2 separate regions of the Homo sapiens genome follow, and region 2 is linked to region 1. The links are chromatin loops, found by intact Hi-C in ENCODE. Cell type or tissue: HCT116. All regions are shown on one strand. Links, peaks and the distances in the headings refer to the core of each region. The heading gives the core; the rest is flanking DNA.

Region 1 (5,795 bases), core at 586-5,585:
CTGGTTAATGGCACCATGATATAAAATCATTGCATGGCCTTGGAAGAAAAGACTACTGCAATTAATTTGCTGCTGAGGAACATGGGGTTCAGAAAGGACCTCTGAGTTATCAAAAGTCCCACGTTTAAGAGCCCAATATATGAGTGATGAAGGGTCCATAAATCCCACATTTTTTCTACCATCTGTATATTCTATCCCGATTGAAGTTTGTCACATCGCTTTTGGTTGGCTACTGTGAACCATCCAAACAATCCAAACATTTCCCATCACAAGGTATTAATCCATCATAGCACTCTTCTAAATATTAAAATAAAAGTGCCAACAACAAAGCATTACCAGTGGGGAGAGTCCACCATGTGACATCAAAAAGCAGCATTAGGCCAGGCACAGTGCCTCACGCCTGTAGTCCTAGCACTTTGGGAGGCCGAGGTGGGTGGCTCACTTGAGGTCAGGAGTTCGAGACCAGCCTGGACAACATGGCAAAACCCCATCTCTACTAAAAATACAAAAATTAGCTGAGCATGGTGGTGTGTGCCTGTAGTCCCAGCTACTTGGGAGGCTGAGGCAGGAGAATCACTTGAGCCCAGGAGGCGGAGGTTGCAGTGAACCAAGATCATGCCATTGCATTCCAGCCTGGGCAACAGAGCAAGACTCTGTCTCAAAAAAAAAAAAAAAAAAAGGCAGCATTAATGTCCCACTTATCAAATTCTTTGACTATCATTTATGTGAAATAAAGGAGAGTTCATGTTTGCTGGTGACATGGACTTTTGGTAGCTCAGTGTAAAGTAAAAGAAGAAAACCCTGAAATTATTTATGATGAAACTGGTGATTTAACAATCCCTAGACATCACTAGAGTCACACAGCAACCGGAAATAGGGCACTGCCACTTAAACTTCAGTTGGACTCTCTTCACAAAGACATATGTTTTAAAAGCAGCTTTATTTCATCAGCACATTTTTAAAATATTCCCCTTGCAGACAACTCCAACATACTTTTGTTCCTCAGTCAAGGTTAGGTCAGGAATAGAAACCAGGGCTGGGCACGCGGCTCATGCCTGTAATCCCAGCACTTTGGGAGGCCGAGGCAGGTGGATCACCTGAGGTCGGAAGTTCCAGACGAGCCTGGCCAACATGGCAAAACCCCGTCTCCACTAAAATTACAAAAATTAGCTAGGCGTGGTGGGCGGTCCTTGTAATCCTAGCTACGCGGGAGGCTGAGTCAGGAGAATTGCTTGAACCTGGGAGGTGGAGGTTGCAGTGAGTCGGGATCATGCCACCGCACTCCAGCCTGGGTGACAGAGGGAGACTCCATCTCAAAAAAAAAAAAAAATAGAAACTAATCTAGTTATTTTGAATAACTAATCTACTTATTATGAAGAGAATTGAACAGAGGGAGTTGGCTTGATTGTTACTGCAGGACAAAGGCTAAAGGACACAATGTGGTAACAGAGACAGTAACTGAAGGCAGCAGCCTCTAAACACTGAGGCAGGCATAGGGGTATACTAGAAGGTGGTCGCAAAGTATACCGAATTTCAGTGTAGTAAAATTCAGTGTTCATGAAAGTCTGTAACAAGAACACCAGATGGAAAACAGAGCAATAACTTCAAGAGCCCCAACCTAGCATGAAAGAGCTGAGTAGAGAAAGGCGGGAAGGGAACAGAAAGACAATGGCTTAGAAACCAGAATAATGAGAACAATACAAATCTTCTCTCCTAGCTACTTTGAAATATGCAATCAATTACCACTAACTAGAATTCCCCTACTGTATTAGGAAACGCTGGAACTTATTTCTTCTATCTAACTGCATTTTTGTACCCTGTAAACATCTTTTCATGCTCCACTCCTTCCTTCCCTTACCAGCCTCTAGTAATTACCATTCTACCTTGTACCTTCACAAGATTCACTGTTTTAGCTCATAGGTATGAGTGGGAACATGCCATATTTGTCTTTTCATGCCTGGCTTATTTCACTTAAATCCATGTTGCTGCAAATGACTCACTTTCATTTCTTAAAGGCTGAATAGTATAACTTTGTGTACCTACCCCACACTTCATAAAAAAAGAAAGAAAACTAAACAAATTTTTAAAAATCAGTTATAGCATGTGAAGTTTTAGGGATGTTGTTACCATGTTATCCTTTTCTATTTTCCCTTTCAGTACGCACAAGAGTGAAATCCGAAGAAAATCTATACGTATATAAATCAACATTTTCAACAAATTCCAAGTGCTTACTAAAAATTCCCAGCATAATGACAATCTGTATATTGCTGAAGGATAATGAATTTGAAGAAGACAGTTGAAGAAAATTACATTGTCTAGTGCTGCAATCAGCTCTTTAGTAGCTTACCCATTTGAGCTTGATCCCTTGAAGAACTTCATCGTCTGAACTATCACTGGTGCTTTTAAAACCTCTCAGACCCACACAGGTTCAAGTAAATCAAAATCTCTGGGTAAGAGAGCCCAGCCATCATCATTTGTAAGCTCCCCAGGTGAGGTCAATAAAAGCCAAGGTTGAGGGCTCGTGAACAAGTTCGTCACACATAGCCTGCTTAAAGTGATTTTACAGATGTAATATGTAAATAATTTCCACACGAACTGTGAAAATTAACTTAAATTTGAAATACAGTAAGTCCTCAATTAACACCCTCAATATGTTTTTGGAAACTGTGATTTAAGTGAAATGATTTATAATGAAACCGTGTGTTTTTCCTTATCAACAATATAACTAATGGACTTTGAACAAAACAATTTTACTTGAGGACCTGCTGTATATCATTTCCTTAAGGTTGCAGTTTCCAAGATGCTATTGACTTTAAGCAAGGACTTCTTATATATAAAAACAGGGTTGTGATTTCACCTAGATACCAGGGTCATTGCTCGGAAACTAAAGGAGGCTGTCCAGGTATACTGGATTCAGCCACGAATTTTTGCAATAAACAAAGAATTCCAGAATACCTTCACATTCCAATTAAAGACAAAACAATGGAAACAATATTCACATGTAGGGACCAGCCCTACAGGGTCTGTGGGTCTTTCTCCCCGTGTGTGGAGACAAGAGATTGTAGAAATAAAGACACAAGACAAAGAGAAGAAAAGACAGCTGGGCCCGGGGGGACCACCACCACCAAGGCGCGGAGACCGGTAGTGGCCCAAATGCCTGGCTGCACTGTTATTTTTCGGATACAAGACAAGGGGGCAGGGTAAGGAGTGTGAGCCATCTCCAATGATAGGTAAGGTCACACAAGTCACGTGTCCACTGGACAGGGGGCCCTTCCCTGTTTGGCAGCCGAGGCGGAGAGAGAGAGGACAGCTTACACCATTATTTCTGCATTTCGGAGACTTTTAGTACTTTCACTAATTCTGCTACTGCTGTCTAGAAGGCAGAGCCAGTTGTACAGGGTGGAACATAAAAGTGAAACAGGAGCGTGACCGCTGAAGCACAGCATCACAGGGAAACAGGCCTCCGCATAACTGCAGGCAGGCCTGACTGATGTCAGACCCTCCACAAGAGGTGGAGGAGTAGAGTCTTCTCTAAACTCCCCCGGGAAAAGAGAGACTCCTTTTCCCGGTCAGCTGAGTAAGGAGTGCTTTTTCTAGGCACTGACCCTACTGCTAGACCAAGATCCGCAAGGTAACGGGGCTCCTTCCCAGGCACTGGCGTTACCGCTAGACCATGGAGCCCTCTAGTGGCCCTGTCCGGGCATAACAGAGGGCTCACACTTGTCTTCTGGTCAGTTCTCACCATGTCCCTTTAGCTCCTATCTCTGTATGGCCTGGTTTTTCCTAGGTTATGATTGTAGAGTGAAGATTAATATTGGACTAAAGAGTAATTGCTACAAACTAATGATTAATGATGTTCATATATAATCATATCTATGATCTATATCTAGTATAACTATTCTTATTTTATATATTTTCTTTATTATGCTGGAACAGCTCGTGCCCTCGGTCTCTTGCCTCGGCCCCTGGTGGCTTGCCGCCCACATTCACATATGAAACATGGAGAGGAATTGAACCTATCAAGCAATAAATATAATGTAACCAAGGGGGAAGGATTTAAAGGTCTTGATATTTTGTATCAAAGCTCTGCCTTTTCCAACCAATACTACAAAAAAGATGCAACAGATAAGGAGATTACATTATTCTGCCGTGCAGCCTCTGCAGGGCACTTTGAATGTCCCTGTTTCTCAGGCTGTAGATGAAGGGGTTCAGCATGGGGGTGACCACCATGTACATTACTGAGGCCACTGCACCCTTCCTGGAGGAAAGGGACACAGCTGAACTGAGGTACCCTCCAAGGGCTGTTCCATAAAGTAAGCAAACAACTGACAGGTGAGAGCTGCAGGTGGAGAAGGCTTTATACTTCCCACCTGAAGAGAGAACTCTCAGAATGGAGGAAACAATTTTATAGTAAGAGAAAAGGATCCCTAAGAGAGGGAGAAAACCAAATATGGCACCAATAAAATATACAACCATGTTATTAATGGAGGTGTCAGAACAGGCCAGCTTGAGAAGTTAAGAAGGGTCACAGAAAAAAATTAGAGATTTCCACATCGTTGAAGCAGGTAAGTTGTAACACAATCAAATTGTGCAGCTGAGAGTCCAAAAGGCTAAGAAAAAAAGACACCAAAACTAAGAAGCCACAGAGTCGTGGGCTCATGATGACTTGGTAGTGCAGGGGGTGACAGATGGCCACGAACCGGTCATAGGCCATCACAATCAGGAGCAGACTTTCCATACATGCGAAAAAGATCAAAAAAGACATCTGAGTCAGGCAGCCCACGTAAGAGATGAGTCTACTATGAGCCTGGATGTCCACAATCATCTTGGGGACAGTAGTAGAGGCAAAACCGATGTCAGCCAAGGACAGGTTGGAGAGGAAGAAGTACATGGGGCTGTGGAGATGGGAGTCAGAGCTGACGGCCAGAATGATGAGCAGGTTCCCCAGCACCATGACCAGGTACATGGACAGGAACAGCCCAAAGAGGACGGGCTGCAGTTCTGGATCATCTGGGAGTCCCAGGAGCAGGAATTCTAAGACACCTGTGAGATTCTCTGGCTCTGTGTATCTTGGACACAATTGAGAAAAAGAGAATTGGAAAAAAGGAAAGGACAAAATCAGCACCCAGCACTGTGTCTATATTTTGGATACAAGCAATTTACAATTAATGTTTTCACATTTGAGGATCATATACCCTCAGCCATATTTCTCAGTTTTGAAAACCCTAATTTTCTTTTTTTTTATTTTAGACTCACAGAATACATATGCAGGCTTGTTACATGAGTAAATAATGTGTCGGTAAAGGTTTGGTGCAGCAATGATCCCAACACCAAGGTAGTGGGCTTAGTACTGGATAGATAGACTTCCACCCCATAAACCCCCACCCTCCCCCATCAAGCAGTCCCCACTGTTTTTCCCATCTTTGTGTCCGTAAAACCCAATTTGCTACAAGTCCTTTTGTAATTGATTGGTGTGTTAGTCACCTGATTCTGTAGACACTTACCTTAGAGACCCTTGACTGAACAAAGTGAGAAGAGCAAGAACATTTGAGAAAATTCATGATCACATTAAAATACAGCGTACTCTTTTCAGTAAAAATATAAAATAAGAAATATTGGCTAGGCGCAGTGGCTCATGCCTGTCATCCCAGCACTTTGGGAAGCCAAGGCGGGAGGATCACTTAAGCTGAGGAGTTTGAGACCAGCCTGGACAACATGGCAAAACCCCGTCTCTACTAAAAATACAAAAATTAGCTGGCGTGGTGGCATGTGCCTATGGTCTCAACTACTTGGGA
Region 2 (5,795 bases), core at 363-5,362, 640 kb before region 1:
CCACGAACCTTCTGGAAGCCCCTGAGATGGCAGGGAAGCAGATCTCAGGGTGCTGGGCAGCTGGACAGTGCCCATGTCCCCAAGAGCCAGCTGCTGTGACTCCCCCTGGCCCAGGGCAAGGGGAAGCCTCGGGGGAGAACTTGCAGCTGGGACCCTTAGGATGGGGGGGCTATGATCCCCTCCCCACGACATCTTCCCCACTATGCTTCCCTGAGGAGAAATGAGACACAGGAGAGCAGAGCAGTGGTTCTGGGTTTAATTGGGGGTGAAAGGGTGCTGCACAGTTGCTCAGAGGGCCCATGGCTGGGCCGCATGAGTGTTCACCTTTGCGACTGAACAGAGGAGCGTGGCCTAACTAGAAACAATTCGGCCCTCGAGTCTGCCTCCAGCACCTGGGGGGACACGGGGCGGCTCTGCTGACCAGGCCTTCTCTTTGGAACACCCCTCCCACCACACTGCCCTGGGTCTGGGAGCCTCCCACCCCTGCTGAAGTCAATTCCTTAAGGGAGAATCTGGCGGTCGCAGCCCCAACTGGGGATGGACAGGGAGTGGGGACCCCAGGGCCCCCAATCTGGAAGGGCCCCCTCCCAGCCATTGTGGGAACAATAAATACTGTGTGACGGTGGCAGGGAGTGGGGGGTTCGGCCACTGGCTGGCGGGCAAGGGGGAGCTGGCCGGCCTAGCCGCCCTGCCCTGCCCCGAGGCCAGGCCTGGGCTCCCCACCCTCACTCAGTGCGGAGGATGATGTGGATGCCGGAATCCGTGAACACGGGCCCGCTCATCTCCCCCGTCCGCAGCGCAAACGAGGCGTCTTCAAATGGCTTCTGCATCTGACCTGGGAGCCAGGAGGGGCGGTGGGGGTGTCAGGGCTGGGCTGGCAGAGGCCAGGATGAGGCAGGGCGGGTGGCAGCCGCGACAGATGGGGCTCCTGCCTGCGCTGAGCCTCACACTCGTCCACACTCATCCGTCACCATGTTTATTGCCAGTGCTGAGCGGCGGCCCAGCTGGGGGTGGCAGGGCCATTAAGGAGGCCCTGGGAAGCCCGAGGACAGCATGAAGGATAGCAGGCAGGGCTACGGCCGCCGCCGTGCATTTAGGGGCCACTTCGGTAGTGAACTCGTCTCCCTGGGCCTGGTTCCCAGCCCTGCCATGTCATCTGTCCCACCAGCCTCCTCGGAGGAGGTGGGCAGCTGCTGGCCCCATGCTGCCGCCCCACCCCACTAAGACACCTGCACACCACACCCTGCAACCCATCCTGGCCTCTCCCTGATGTTTTTCTGTAGACCCCGAGGACTGAAGAGGAGGAAGAGGAGGAGGCCTAGTCCCCTCTGTCCCTGATTTCCACTGTCCTGGCCAGACAGGCCTAAACTCAGGGCCACCTCCTCTCACCCCTGGTTTCCCCACCTTTGAGAGGGATTCTGGGGGACAGGCCCTGGGACTCTCAGGGCCCTCAACCTTAAACCACAAAAAGGAAGAGGCAGAGGACAGGATGTACCCACCTTGGTGGGCCTGGGATGAGGACATCTGTGCACAGACACACAAGAGACCATGCCCCCCAGGGTAGAGATGATGCCAGGAAGAAAGTGCTGCAGCCCCCCTCCCTGTGTGGCCCTGGCCCTGCCCAGCAGAGCAGCCTCTGAAGCCTGAGGAAGGGGCTGTGCTGCCACCTGCTGGACCCCGAAGGCCGGTGTGGCACCTGGGAGCCCAATGCCCAGACCCTCCTGGCCTCTACCCCTCAGGGTGGTAAGGGTCCCCCAACCTGGTGAGGCCCATTCCTTGCGCACCTCTGCTGAAGGCACCCAGGTCTCCCCTGGCCTTGGCTGAGCTGCAGTCGCTGAACTGTGAGGCCAGAGACTCAAAGTCCTCCTCTCCCGACTTGATCTTCTGGATGTAGCCTGTGGACATGGAACGGAATGGGAGTGCCAGGTCAGGGGTTGGGGGGGGCCTGACCAGACAGGATGGAGGACTCCAGAGCTGGCCAGCGGGGGAGGCAGCACTTCAGTTGGAAAGCCTCCCCTCACAGGCGCACATGCTCCCCACAACCCCTCTCCTCACACATACCTGCATGCGCAGTCACACCTGTCCTCACCCACACCCAAGAAGAGGTGCCTTTCACGAGCATGAGCACTTAATGCACCCCGCCAGTCATCCATGAGCCCTGCCACCCTGCAGGTCTCACATCCCTGCTCCCGCTGTCACTCTCACCAGCACACACACATGCACACACACACACACACGTGAGGGAAAATCTACATACAAGCTGGATGGGCCAGAGGAGAGCAGCAGGCAGGGAGAGGCTGACCCAGGCAGGGGGCTGGCCCCCCGGGCCCCCTGGGCAGAGGTGGGAGAGCTGTCCAGAGAAAGCCCAGCACTGCCACGGCAGCCTGTGGCCCCAGCTGTCCCATCTGGGAAGAACAGCCTGGCACTGGGATGGGCCTCCAAGGCACCCTGGTGGGCTCTGCAAGGGACACTCGTGGGCTGTAGCCCCAGGGTCCCAGAGGCAGGCAACATAGCTCTTCTCCCGGCTCCCCACCTACAGTCTGCATGCTGGCAGAACTCAGGGTGGCCCCACCCTGTGTGGCCCAAACTAGCCCATCGGCTCTGACTCTCCAGGAGGCGGAGGAGGCCAGGGCTGGTGGAGTTAGGAGGAACAGGGCTGCCAGCAGAGGGGGCAAGACGGCAGCAGAGTAGCATCTGAGTGACTCACGTTTCGGAAGCCAAGTGGGGAGGGCTGCGTGTGTGTGCACGTGGTGTGTGTGGTGTGACTGTGTGTGAGCAAGTGTGTGTATGCAGTCTTGTGCACGTGCCAGGTCAGGAGGAATGGCTACCGCCTTCCTGACTCCAGGCCACCCCCAGGAAGGTGCCCATGGGCCAAAGCCTGCCCTACCCCAATCCTCTTGCTCTGACACAAACGGGCGTCCCTTCCAGTGTCCTCCCTAGGCCAGTGGTGCGACAGCCCCAGCAAGCCAGGGCAGCCCTCTGGGTGAACTGCACCCGCCCCGTGTACCCTAAGGCCTGGCAGCCACTCTCCAGGGACACCAGTTCTTCTCTCCAACGTGAAGGTCACCCTGACACACTCAGTAGGGGGTTTCTTAATGTCACCCTGACACTTCTACCCTTGCTCCTTCTGACCTAAATGATGCCATGACACACCTGCCGGCCAACTTGCCCAGGACATACATAGCTGATACACTGGCCTGGAGCCTGTTGGAGACCCACGGGAACACTGCTGGGTGACCTAGCCAGTGCTGGGAGGCCTGGACACCCAACCGTGGCACCTGCTGAACACACTGGACTGATCCAAGTGTCCCCAGGGCCCCTCGGCCTCACGCTCTAACCTGCTTGGGACTGCAGTGGAAATGGTACCACCGTGAGAGCACAGCCATAGCTCCCTGTTTGGCTGCACGTCATGGCAGCCACCAGTGTCCTGGTATCTGAGCTGGATGTCACCACGACCTGCTGCCCTGACATCCCTGTGCCCCTCCGCCTGACAGTCTTGTGCCAGTGGCTGTGACATGCAGCATAGTGCCCGGCACCGAGCAGGACCCTGACCAACGTCCCTTGCTGTCATCATTCTTCCCCTCCATGGGGACTGCATCCCAGGGATGACGCAGCCTCTACTGCTCTGCTCTCCCTATCCTTGGCCCTGCCGGCCCACGTGTCCTGGTCTGACAGGGACATCGATGCCATACAGGGCCCCAGCTTCTGTTGGGATGGCACATTACAGAGGCTTCTGCCCGTGATGCCCTGGTTTGATCAGAATGCCCCGCTTCCAGGGCTGCCACGGGGTCCTCCTCTGTGCCAGACACATCCACCAGTGACTCCGACTTAAACCAGATGTTGCTAGGACCCCCTCCCACCCCTCCTCTCCCTGAACTTCTAGGTATCTCCTTGGCCTTAGGCACAGAGCACTGGAGTCCCCTGTCCCCCCTTCTGTCTGGACCACTAAGCCAGCCAGGGGATCGCACGGTGCCCCCAGAGGTACCCACCTACTTCGGGGAAGCAGGACTGCCTGCAGGCACTGAGCGTCTGAGGAGCCAGGCCCAGGCCCTGAACAAGCATCACCTTGCCACAGCCCCCAGCGGCCAGGGCTGGGGACACAGCCACAGGGATCCCTGAAATTGGACAGCCCGCCCAAGTTGTCCTCTCTCACACACATAGTGTGCAAGCCATACCACTTAAAAACAAATAAAAGCCACACTTTGGCACACCAATAGCTCATATCACCCAGATCTGCCTCTGACCTGCCAGCTCTCTTGGAAAATTTTCTGCTATGATGGGAGCCTGCAATGACTGTTTTTGTTTTCCTTTTGCAGAGATGGGGTCGCACTTTATTGTTCAGGCTGGCCTCAAACCCCTGGGCTGCAGCAATCCTCTTGCCTCAGCCTCGCAAGTAGCTGGAATGATTTTTTTTTTTAAAACGCTTTCTCTTGAACCTGGGAGGTAGAAAGGTACAGTGAGCTGAGATCGTTGCCACTGCACTCCAGCGTGGGCAACAAGAGCGAAACTCCATTTCAAACAAACAAACAAACAAACAAACAAACAAAAAAACGCTTTCTCTTGAAACTGGGAGGTAGAAGGTACAGTGAGCTGAGATCGTTGCCACTGCACTCCAGCGTGGGCAACAAGAGCGAAACTCCATTTCAAACAAACAAACAAACAAACAAACAAACAAACAAAAACGCTTTCTTCCTGAGTTCCTGCTCTGTGAGGCTGACCTTGAGGGGTTTGGTCCTGTGTGTCTTGTTAGCTCAGCCTGTACCTGACCCCGCGACAATGACATCCTCCGACTCCCACCTCGCAGACCTTGGTTTAAGCCTCTTGTCCTGCCTGAAACTCATCAGCTATCCTCTGGTCTCCCCAAGAAGCCTCCCCTAATCCCCCACTGTGTTAGGTGCCTCCCCCTGGGTGCTGCATTTACTACCGTCCCATTGGTGTGTTGCTTGCCCGCCTCACAGTGCAGGAATGGAGGCTGCTGGGTTGGCCTTCTTCATTGCTGCACCCTCAGAACCCAGCACTGTGCACAAAACAGGTGTTCACGAATGTTCAAGAAGTTAATGAATAAATGAGACAGAAATAGGCCATGGGGAAGGAGGGAGACAGGGATCTACCACGGGGCTCGAAGCAGAAATGCTGGAATCTCATGCCCTATCTGCCTGAAACTCAGGCTGCGACCCTAAGGCCAGACTTCCTGGGCCTCCTCCAAGACAATGTGTCAGCCTTGCCCGACGGCGCCAAAACCTGTGAAATTTGATGGGGACTGTCGGGTGCTGGAGCCCCATCCTGATTCGATGTGGCTCCAGCTTAGAACCACACAGACACAGGGTGGCCTCTCCAGGAGCTCCCAGTCTGGAGCAGGGGCCTCCACCTGCTTCAAGGTGTTCAGGACCCCCTGAAATAGTATGCAAAACAGAATGGCACCTATCTGTGCTGGCAGACCCCAGCCAGCCTGCTCACAGTGTATCCCCAAGGTCCAGGAGGACATGTTATGGGTGCTGACTCCAGACTCCATCAGGTCCAGATCCTACCTCTGCTGCTCCTGAACAATGAGAGTCTGGCAGGTGACTTTACCTCTTGGAGCCTCACTCAACTGGCCTGTAAAATGGGGTAACCGCTGCTCCCACGTTGGAGCCTGTTCCAAGGAGTGAATCAGTGACCGCTTAAGCAGTGGCTGTTGCAGAGCAGGCCCCTGACAGATCCAAGCTGCCCATCCGTTATGGACTCAATGTTTGTGTCACCCCAAATTCATGTGTTAAAGCCCTAACCTCCAGTGTGGCTGCATCTGGAGATGGGGA

What was found. A loop is a pair of places that touch in the nucleus more often than their neighbours do. Peaks named below come from ENCODE experiments on the same cell type or tissue, not always from the same donor. Only the 100,000 strongest peaks of a DNase experiment are listed, where the experiment ranks them.
Region 2: a loop joins it to region 1, with 10 times the contacts of the local background. A loop is called at or near these places in 2 of 110 quality-filtered maps.

Annotation. Positions count from the first base shown.
Region 1 is chr19:9,203,575-9,209,369 of GRCh38, reverse strand. It overlaps the pseudogene OR7E25P and a transcript of OR7E24 not described here. Among named protein-coding and RNA genes, the nearest start is that of OR7D4, 13 kb to the left of the region's middle. In HCT116, for the core only: a CTCF peak has its summit at 3,679 (motif pointing left); a DNase peak (open chromatin) is centred at 3,659.
Region 2 is chr19:9,844,130-9,849,924 of GRCh38, reverse strand. It overlaps PIN1 (peptidylprolyl cis/trans isomerase, NIMA-interacting 1), which reads right to left. Exons shown (of 4, transcript NM_006221.4): 3 at 1,785-1,895; 4 at 236-835. The coding sequence ends at 726. Among named protein-coding and RNA genes, the nearest start is that of PIN1, 12 kb to the right of the region's middle. RefSeq lists enhancers at 1,349-1,898, 1,899-2,450. In HCT116, for the core only: CTCF peaks have their summits at 1,483, 1,685 (motif pointing left) and 2,663 (motif pointing right); a DNase peak (open chromatin) is centred at 2,684; H3K27ac peaks cover 415 bases.